Regions from separate parts of the Homo sapiens genome. Here region 1 is linked to region 2. Evidence: chromatin contacts called from ENCODE Hi-C or POLR2A ChIA-PET data. All regions are on one chromosome and are shown on one strand. The core of a region is the stretch at or near the end of the contact, and the rest is flanking DNA. Distances in the headings are between cores, read along the strand shown. Region 1 holds the start of MAP6-AS1 (MAP6 antisense RNA 1). Region 2 holds the start of GDPD5 (glycerophosphodiester phosphodiesterase domain containing 5).

What was found. A loop is a pair of places that touch in the nucleus more often than their neighbours do. ChIA-PET counts read pairs that join two places held with the same protein, here RNA polymerase II (POLR2A). Pooled maps may share reads with other maps.
Region 1: a loop to region 2 is called in a map of CD8-positive, alpha-beta T cell, with 2.8 times the contacts of the local background. The contact joins the promoter of MAP6-AS1 here to the promoter of GDPD5 in region 2. A Hi-C loop is called at or near these places in 7 of 168 maps with a recorded cell type or tissue (CD4-positive, alpha-beta memory T cell, CD8-positive, alpha-beta T cell, DLD1 and 4 more), 5 of 37 single-sample maps with no recorded cell type and 9 of 50 pooled maps. POLR2A ChIA-PET finds 5 or more read pairs at or near these places in 7 of 52 experiments (BJ, H1, HEK293 and 4 more).

What each region holds. Positions count from the first base shown.
Region 1 is chr11:75,580,742-75,584,771 of GRCh38, forward strand. MAP6-AS1 (MAP6 antisense RNA 1) reads left to right here and starts at 2,455. Exons shown (of 2, transcript NR_145823.1): 1 at 2,455-2,540. RefSeq lists silencers at 2,473-2,582, 2,593-2,742 and an enhancer at 3,489-4,030.
Region 2 is chr11:75,523,741-75,527,426 of GRCh38, forward strand. It overlaps GDPD5 (glycerophosphodiester phosphodiesterase domain containing 5), which reads right to left and starts at 2,201. Exons shown (of 17, transcript NM_030792.8): 1 at 1,470-2,201. RefSeq lists an enhancer at 1,552-2,052 and silencers at 1,899-2,418, 2,469-2,528.

The DNA.
Region 1 (4,030 bases), core at 1,205-3,704, 57 kb after region 2:
TGCCAAAGTCAGTGATCTCTTTATTGCTACTTTAAAAAAAACTAATTTCAGCCGGATGCAGTGGCTCATGCCTGTAATCCCAGCACTTTGGGAAGCCGAGGCGGGCAGATCGCGAGGTCAAGAGATCGAGACCATCCTGGCCAACATGGTGAAACCCCATCTCTACTAAAAATACAAAAAATTAGCTGGGCATGGTGGCATGCGCCTGTAGTCCCAGCTACTCGGGAGGCTGAGGCAGGAAAATCACTTGAACCTGGGGGGCGGAGGTTGCAGTGAGCCGAGATCACACCACTGCACTCCAGCCTGGCAACAGAGTGAGACTCCATCTCAAAACAACAACAACAACAAAAAAAACTAATTTCGCGCCTATGAAAAAAATTCCAACATACATGACAATTAAATAATAGTACACATAGCTGGGCACGGTGGCTCACGCCTGTAATCCCAGCACTTTGGGAGGCTGAGGCGGGCAGATCCTGAGGTCAGGAGTTCAAGACCAGCCTGACCAACATGGTGAAATCCTGTTTCTGCTAAAAATACAAAAATTAGCTAGGCGTGGTGGTGTGCGCCTGTAGTCCCAGCTACTCGGGAGGCTGAGACAGGAGAATCACTTGAACCTGGGAAGCGGAGGTTGCAGTGAGCGGAGATTTCACTACCACACTCCAGCCTGGCCGACAGAGTGAGACTCCATCTCAAAATAAATAAATAATAGTACCCATCACAAAACTTCAATATGTAACGACATTTTGCCCATTTTGTTCAACAGATTCTAAATCCATATTGCAGGGAAGCCGTTATGGTCTCTAACCCTGTTAACTCTTCATCCTTGATGTCTTCCCCAAGGTGACATTCCTTTCTAGTTTTCTTCTGACTCCTCTGCTGCTTTAGGGCAGCCTCCACTTGGGGGCTCCTTCTTTTGCCTGTCCCCTGAATGTGGGTGTTTCCCAGCGCTCTGACCTGACCCCATCCGTCTCTCGCTTTCCACACTCCTGCTGGGTAAACTCACCCTCTCTCATAGCCTTTTTACCTTCTGTGGGTTGGCGAGGCTCACATTTCAATGAGGTCTGCATCTCCGCCTTCAGCTCAGACCCTTTTCCCAGTCTCAGACCACCATGTCCAGAAGTCTGGACACCAAATTGAGTCCATCCTCCTGCCAAAACAAGCTGTTTCCTGGATTCCCATTAATCCACACAACAATAGAGATCTACTCATATTTATTAGATACCAATTTTTATGTAAGAAAAAAATGTAAGATTCTGGAACAAGCCAAAGAAATTACTGCTACATGAAAAAGATGGACAATAACAAGTGTTGGTAAGGATGTGGAGAAACTGGAACCCTCCTACACTGTGGGTGGGAATGTAAAACAGTGAAGCCCTGGCCCACCCAGAACCAGAATAAACGCCGTAGAGGATTTTTCCCCTTTTCCCCCCACTTCAAGAGATGGGCTCTTGAGCACAGTAGAATGATCAGAGCTCACTGCAGCCTTGAGCTCCTGGGTTCAAGCCTCAGCCTCCGAAATAGCTGGAACTACAGGCATGCACCACCACACCCAGCAGAGGATGTTGAACTGATGGCCCAAGGTGGAGAGGGAGTGAAAGTGCAGGTGCTTTGATGGATGAGGGATGGAGTGGCTTCCCTCCGGGAATGAAGGTGTGCAGAAAGGGCCACGCGCCTGCGGGCTGGGTTGCAGGGCCTCTGAGGGATGGGCTCAGATGTGGAAGCTATAGGAATGCCTGGGCAAACTGGGCAGAAATACCACAACCTGGGCAGGCTTTGGGAGGTCCCCAGCCAAGCCCTAGGGAGAGGGAGAGGGGCTGCCAGCCCCCCGGCTTGGGCTCAGGGAAGCCATAGTGATTCTTCTCAGGATGGCCTGAACCTCCTGGAATTGTGATAAGCCCCAAAGACAGGATGAGGCTCCAGGAAAATGACTAATATCAGATTTCCTGTCAACCGTGGCAACGAGAGAAGGGGGCTCCCAGTCTATTTAATTAGATTTACCAAAATAAAGACGTGGCATTTCTTACACCTGAGTGCCATGCTGTGATGCATAGACTGAATTACAAATTGTGAGATGGGTGAGGTAAGAGGGGGTGGCCATAGAGATAGTGAAAAGTGGGCAAATTTGCTATTTAGCAGGAAGGCCAGGCAGGTCTTACTGATAGTTTGGAAGCTGAGGGTCGGAGACTGGTACTGAAAAGGATTTCCCGGTTTCTGGCTGAGAACTGGGTCAACCCGAGTGCATTCCCACCCACTTCCTCTAGACCATCCATCCACTCAGCGGCACAGACTCCCGAAAGTGTCGCTCCAGTCCGAGTTGGCTCCTGTCCCTTGTCCACATAGACCGTCTCCCCGCTCCCCCAATATGGCACAAGGTGCCTAGGCCGTGTGGGGCGTCGGCAGGTATCACGGGTGGGGTCCATTGTGTGAGGACTAACATCGCGGCCTTTCCCCAGACCAGCCACCGGGGACTCCAGAGAGGCCTCGGCCCAGCTCCCGGAAAGGGTCTCCCAGCCAGGCCTTCTAGCGGCCCAAAGCGGGTAGGCAGAGCGCAGATACCGGGGCCTCTTTCGCCCACCCTCGCCAGGGCACTATCCTTCCCACCGGCCCGATCCCGCGTCCCGAGGTCTCGCGGGGCCAGGCTGCACGGGCGGCGGAGCCCGGAGCCCGGGGCGGGGCCGGAGATGAGCCTGCAGGCGGGGGGCTGTGCGAGTGCGCGGGGACGGGGGCTGCTGTTTCCGAGCCGAGAGCCCTGGTAGCGGGGCTCTGTGGGCGGAGACGCCCTCCCGAGCCTGGGCATCTTCGGAGTGGGACTCTCGGGTCGGAGTTCCGCCGCCGGCCCATCCAGTTTCAGCGGGTCGCCTTTGCCTCTGGGCCGGGTGGGGAGCCTCCCATTCCAGAGACCCCCCGACTCCCTGCCCCTCGCGGCGTAGGGGCGCCCTTTCTGCGGCGCCGCGGGGCCGTCCTCTCCCCTCCCCGGGCGGCTGCAGCAGGGGCGCGGGAGCCCGCGGACTGCGGGGTTGCGGTCGCCCCTGCTTTGTGAGTTCCCGCAGCTGGGAGGAAGAAGGAGAGGAGGGAGGAGGGAGAGGTGGGGAAGGGGACGCCGCGGGAGACTGGGAAGTGGCTGCCGCAGGGAGGAGCTAGGCCTCGAGTGAAGCCTGCTTGTAAGAAGGGCCAGGAGAGTCGGGTGCGCCCCCGCCCTCCCTGCCCCACCCCAAGATGGGGACCCAGAGCCCCTCCTCCCGCACTGGGCCTTCTTTCTGGGTAGTGGAGGGCTGGACTGGACTGAGCTGGGAAGGCCTGCAGCTCAGAGGCGCTGCTCTGTGCGTCAGGACCGGCTTGCAAATGAAGATGTTGAGGGGCTGGCTCTGGGCTCATAGCAGAAACTGCCAGATCTAGCGGCCACCCCTCAGTCCTCATCTGCGCCGGCCCTCCCAGCTTTCGACCCGGCCTCACTGTCTCCTGATTGAATCACTCCGGGCACCACAGTTCCCTGGTTCCTCCTTACAGCTCCGGGCCAGCCCCTCTGAACTTTTTCTGGGCGATTCTCTCTGACCTCTTAAGTCCGCAACGCTTGGAACAGGACCCACATCTCTTTCCATTCTGACACTCTCTGAGGGAGCGCAGCGTCCTTCATGTGGGGCTTGTGACCATCCTCCCCCCAGCCCCAGGGCAGCTGACTACCAGGCCCTGTTTCCAGACGTCTCTTCAGAGGTCAAGCCTTGGTAGCCAGTGGCCTGGACATCTGCCCCCGGGTGTCTCGGAGGCCCTCAGGGAAACCTTGTTCTGCTTCTCAGAGATGGCGCCACGGTTCGCTTGGCCTGTGGAAACGTGTGTGTCATGGGACCTGGTGTGTGGGTCAGAGGAAGGACTGGGAGGAGGAGGAAGGTGTCCACATGCGATTTTTTTTTTTGAGACAGAGTCTCGCTCTATCGCCCGGGCTGGAGTGCAGTGGCTAGATCTCAGCTCACTGCAATCTCTGCCTCCCAGGTTCAAGCGATTCTCGTGCCTTAGCCTCCCAAGTAGCTGG
Region 2 (3,686 bases), core at 951-3,450:
TTTGAAGCCCCAGACAGAGGTCTGGGGTAGAGGGAATCCCAAGCCCCTCAGTCACCTTGTCTTTTGGGATCCCCTAACCCTTCCACCCCCAGGGATTGAGCTTCAGACTTCCACAGACCTCTCACCACGCTCCTCCACCTTCCAGGGGCTTTCCAAGGTGGTTTCCCCTTGACTCCAGGGAGTTGGGCATCTCTAGGGTTAACTAGGCCTAGCCAAGGCCACAGGGCCCAGACCAAGGCCATATCCCCTCCCCGTCCCCACACAGAATAAGAGCCCACAGAGTCCATGCCAAGGGCTCTTTCACAACACCCCTCTCCCTACATGCCTTGGGGGCAGCAGAAGCATCCCCTGCCTGGGAATAAAGACACCTGGGACTGTGCCCCAGCCCTGGGAGCCCCCAGCCTTGAGACCTTGAGCAGGTCCCTTCCTTCCTGGGCAGAGGTATCCTGCAGGTTCCCCTGCCCAGAAGAAAATGAGGTTGGACCTTCCATTTGGGCCAAAGGCAATGCGGTTGCAGGCATTCCTCGGGGCCCCAGCAACCAACCACACTAATTCTCACCACAGCCTCATACATGGTCGCCCAGATCTCACATCAGCGATAGGGAAAGCCCCAGCCACCTATCCAGAAGATCCTAACTGGGGAGGAGTGTGCATACCTTGAAGGATGCTCAGGAAGGTTTTCTCAAGTCTACTTGTGGCTCAAGGACTCACTGGCTTTAGGATCGGACAACTGGCACTCCCTTCGGGTGGGCCTCAGTGTCCCCATTAGTAATGTGAGGGAGGTGAGTCACGTGAGCCACATCTCCAGCCACCCCAGAGGGGCTACATCTCCAGCTCTGACAGACCCTTACTTGGGGATCTCTGCAGTGAATTCACCAACAGATAAGCACGTCTCAGGACCTCCAGAGTGTCTTAGAGACCCTGGAGTCTGACACACAAGGGCCAGGAGCTGCTGCTCTCACATCCTGGGCCCACAGGGAGAGAAGCTTTGGAACTGGGAAGCTTCCCACCTCTACCCTCAACTCTGAGTCACCTTTCCTCGCGGGTGACATGGCCAGGGAGCGGGAGGCAAGAAGAAGCCACTTCCTCAGCTTTAGCATCAGCGCTCAAGTGCTCTGCCTCTTCCCCCTCTATCCTCTCCCGCTTCCCCAGTCTCCTCCCCGCAGTGAAAGGAGGTCACTCAGCCCCGTTAAGCCTCAGTTTCTCCATCTGCAAGCGCCGATAATAATACACAACACCTATTTCAGGAGTAGCAGTGAGGCTTAGGCGGGGCGGGGCGGGGCAGGGCGCGAACCCGCACACAATGGGCGCTCAATAAGTACCCGTTTTCTTTCTTTCCCCTCCCCTTCCCGCGCCCCCTCCCAGCCAGTTCCAGCCTCTGCTTGTTTCCCCTGACACTCCCTCCGCTGGCCCCCGCGCTGCCGCGATGGGGTCGGGGACCGCTCCTGCCGCGCATCCGGGGCTCTCACCTGCAGCCTTGGCTCTCGCAGGCCGCCGGGACAGAAGGGGACCCCTGTGTTATCTTCGGGGCAGGCGCTGAACCCCTCACCTGAGGCGGGACGAAGGTGACAGCCTGGGCTCGCGGCACCAGCCCGGCGGTTCGGTCCGACTGTCCTGCCCGCCTAGGACCCCTCACCGAGCGCACGACCCGGCCAGGGCTTCCCGGGCGCTCGCGCTGTTCCAAGCTGTTCCAACTGAAGGTTGGGGTCTCGTGAAGCCAGAGGCTGGGGGGGTCCGGGGTCCCGTGCACCGGAGGCGAGGGCCTGGGGCCACACTGCGCTAGCCCTGGAGCTGGGGTTCCGACCCTCACTGACGGAAAGGCGCGGAGCGACCCTGCAACCACGGACCGGTACGGCGGCGTTAGGAGCGTCCCGTCCCGGCGCAGCGGGTCAGGGCCGGGGCTCCGCGCGTCCCGGCCGCACGCCCCGAACCGCGGGGCTGGGACGGGCAGGGCAGGGCAGGCGCCGGCGGGGAGGCGCGGCGGCCGGAGCCCCGCGGGGAAGTCTTTCCAGGTCCCGACTCGGCTCTCTCTGCAAAACGGGGCGAACCTCGGCGCGGCGGCCGACTCCCGAGCTCCCGGCCGCGGCTCCACTTCCTCCTCTTCCCCTGCTCCCTCGCCGCTCGCTCAGCGCCGCGCCGCTGCCACCTCCGCTGTCATCCCCGCCACCCACCCCCACCGGAGCCGCAGCCCGAGCTCAGCCGAAACAGCGCCGCCCAGCGCCCCAGCGCCAGCCTGCGCGGCCCCGCCCGGACGGGGCGGAGTCAGCAGAGACCCCGCCCCCGGCCGGCTGCGGGCAGGGGCGGGGTGCGCGCCCTCTCCCCTTCCCGGGCCTCGCGCGTGGGGCCGCAGGAGCCAATCCGAGGGTGGGAGCGGAGCGGCGCCCTGCGGAAAGCGGATTCTACCTCGGAGAGGGCGGGGCGGACAATGGAGAGGTGCGGCTGCAAGAGGACAATGGCGGGGCTGGGGGTTCGGAACGGGCCGAATCGGGGAGGGGGTTGGCCTCGGGACCCGGAAGGAGGGAGAGGCGAGAGGGCTGGCTTGCCTGGGACGGGGGCATGGGGACTGCTGTGCGGGGATTGCGGGGGTCACGGGGAAGGAGCAGGGGCCAGTGTAGGAAAAGAAGCCGGGGCGAGGCAAGGTGGAGGATATCCGGGGTCAGGGGTCCCAGGGACGCTGGAGCGAGCCCTCCTGAGTGGTGGGATGCCACCGACACCTTGCTTCTCCCTAGCTTCTAGTGCTCGGCGCTCAGAGGTGAGAGTTGGGCTGGGAAGTGTTCAGATTTCAGGAAACGGTGAAAAATAAGTTTTTGGAAATGAGCGAATTTGTCTTCCACAAGCCTCCCTTCCCTGCGCCCATCCCCGAGGAGGAGCGTCGTGGTCAATTTTAAAAATACGAACTCAAGAGCAGAGTTGTGTGAGGACACACACTTCGAATCGTGATGCATCTGCAGTCCGCTCCCGCCCCTTCCCACCCCGCGCGTTGGGTGCAGGAGCCGTCTTTATTTTCTATTTCATTTTATTTTGAGACAGGGTCCCGCTCTGTGGCCCAGGCTGGAGTGCAGTGGCACTATCACGGCTCACTGCAGCCTCGAACTTCCAGGCTAAAGAGATCCTCCCACCTGTGCCTCCGGAGTAGCTGTGACTACAGGCGTGCACCACCACATCTGGCTAATTTTTAAATTTTTTGTAGAGACAGGGTCTCCCTATGTTTTCCAGGCTGGTCTCGATCTCCTGGGTTCCGGCGATCCTCCTGCCTCGACCTCCCAAAGTGCTGAGATTATAGGTGTGAGCCCTGTGCTTGGCCAAGGAGCCGTCTTCAGTGTGTGCACAGGACCAGGCGCAGAGAAGGTGTTGGAGGGAACTGATGTATGAATGAAAGTTGAATGTGTGCCGCGGGGGAGTGGGGTAGGGACCATGTGAAAGCCGCTAACTGGCCTGGGGAGCTAAGGGATGTTGGTGGCACAGTACAGTCTCTTTGTAAACCTCACACCAACCTTATGTTGTGATAGGTACCCCATTTCACAGATGAGGACTCAGCACAGAGAGGCTAAGTGACGTTCCCGAGACCACACAGCTGGCACAGAGTTCTATCCACCCATCATTATCAAATTCTAGGGTAAAGCTGTGTGGCTTTAACAGGTTACTCTCCCTCTCTGAGCCTCTGTTTCCTCATCTATAAAAGAAGA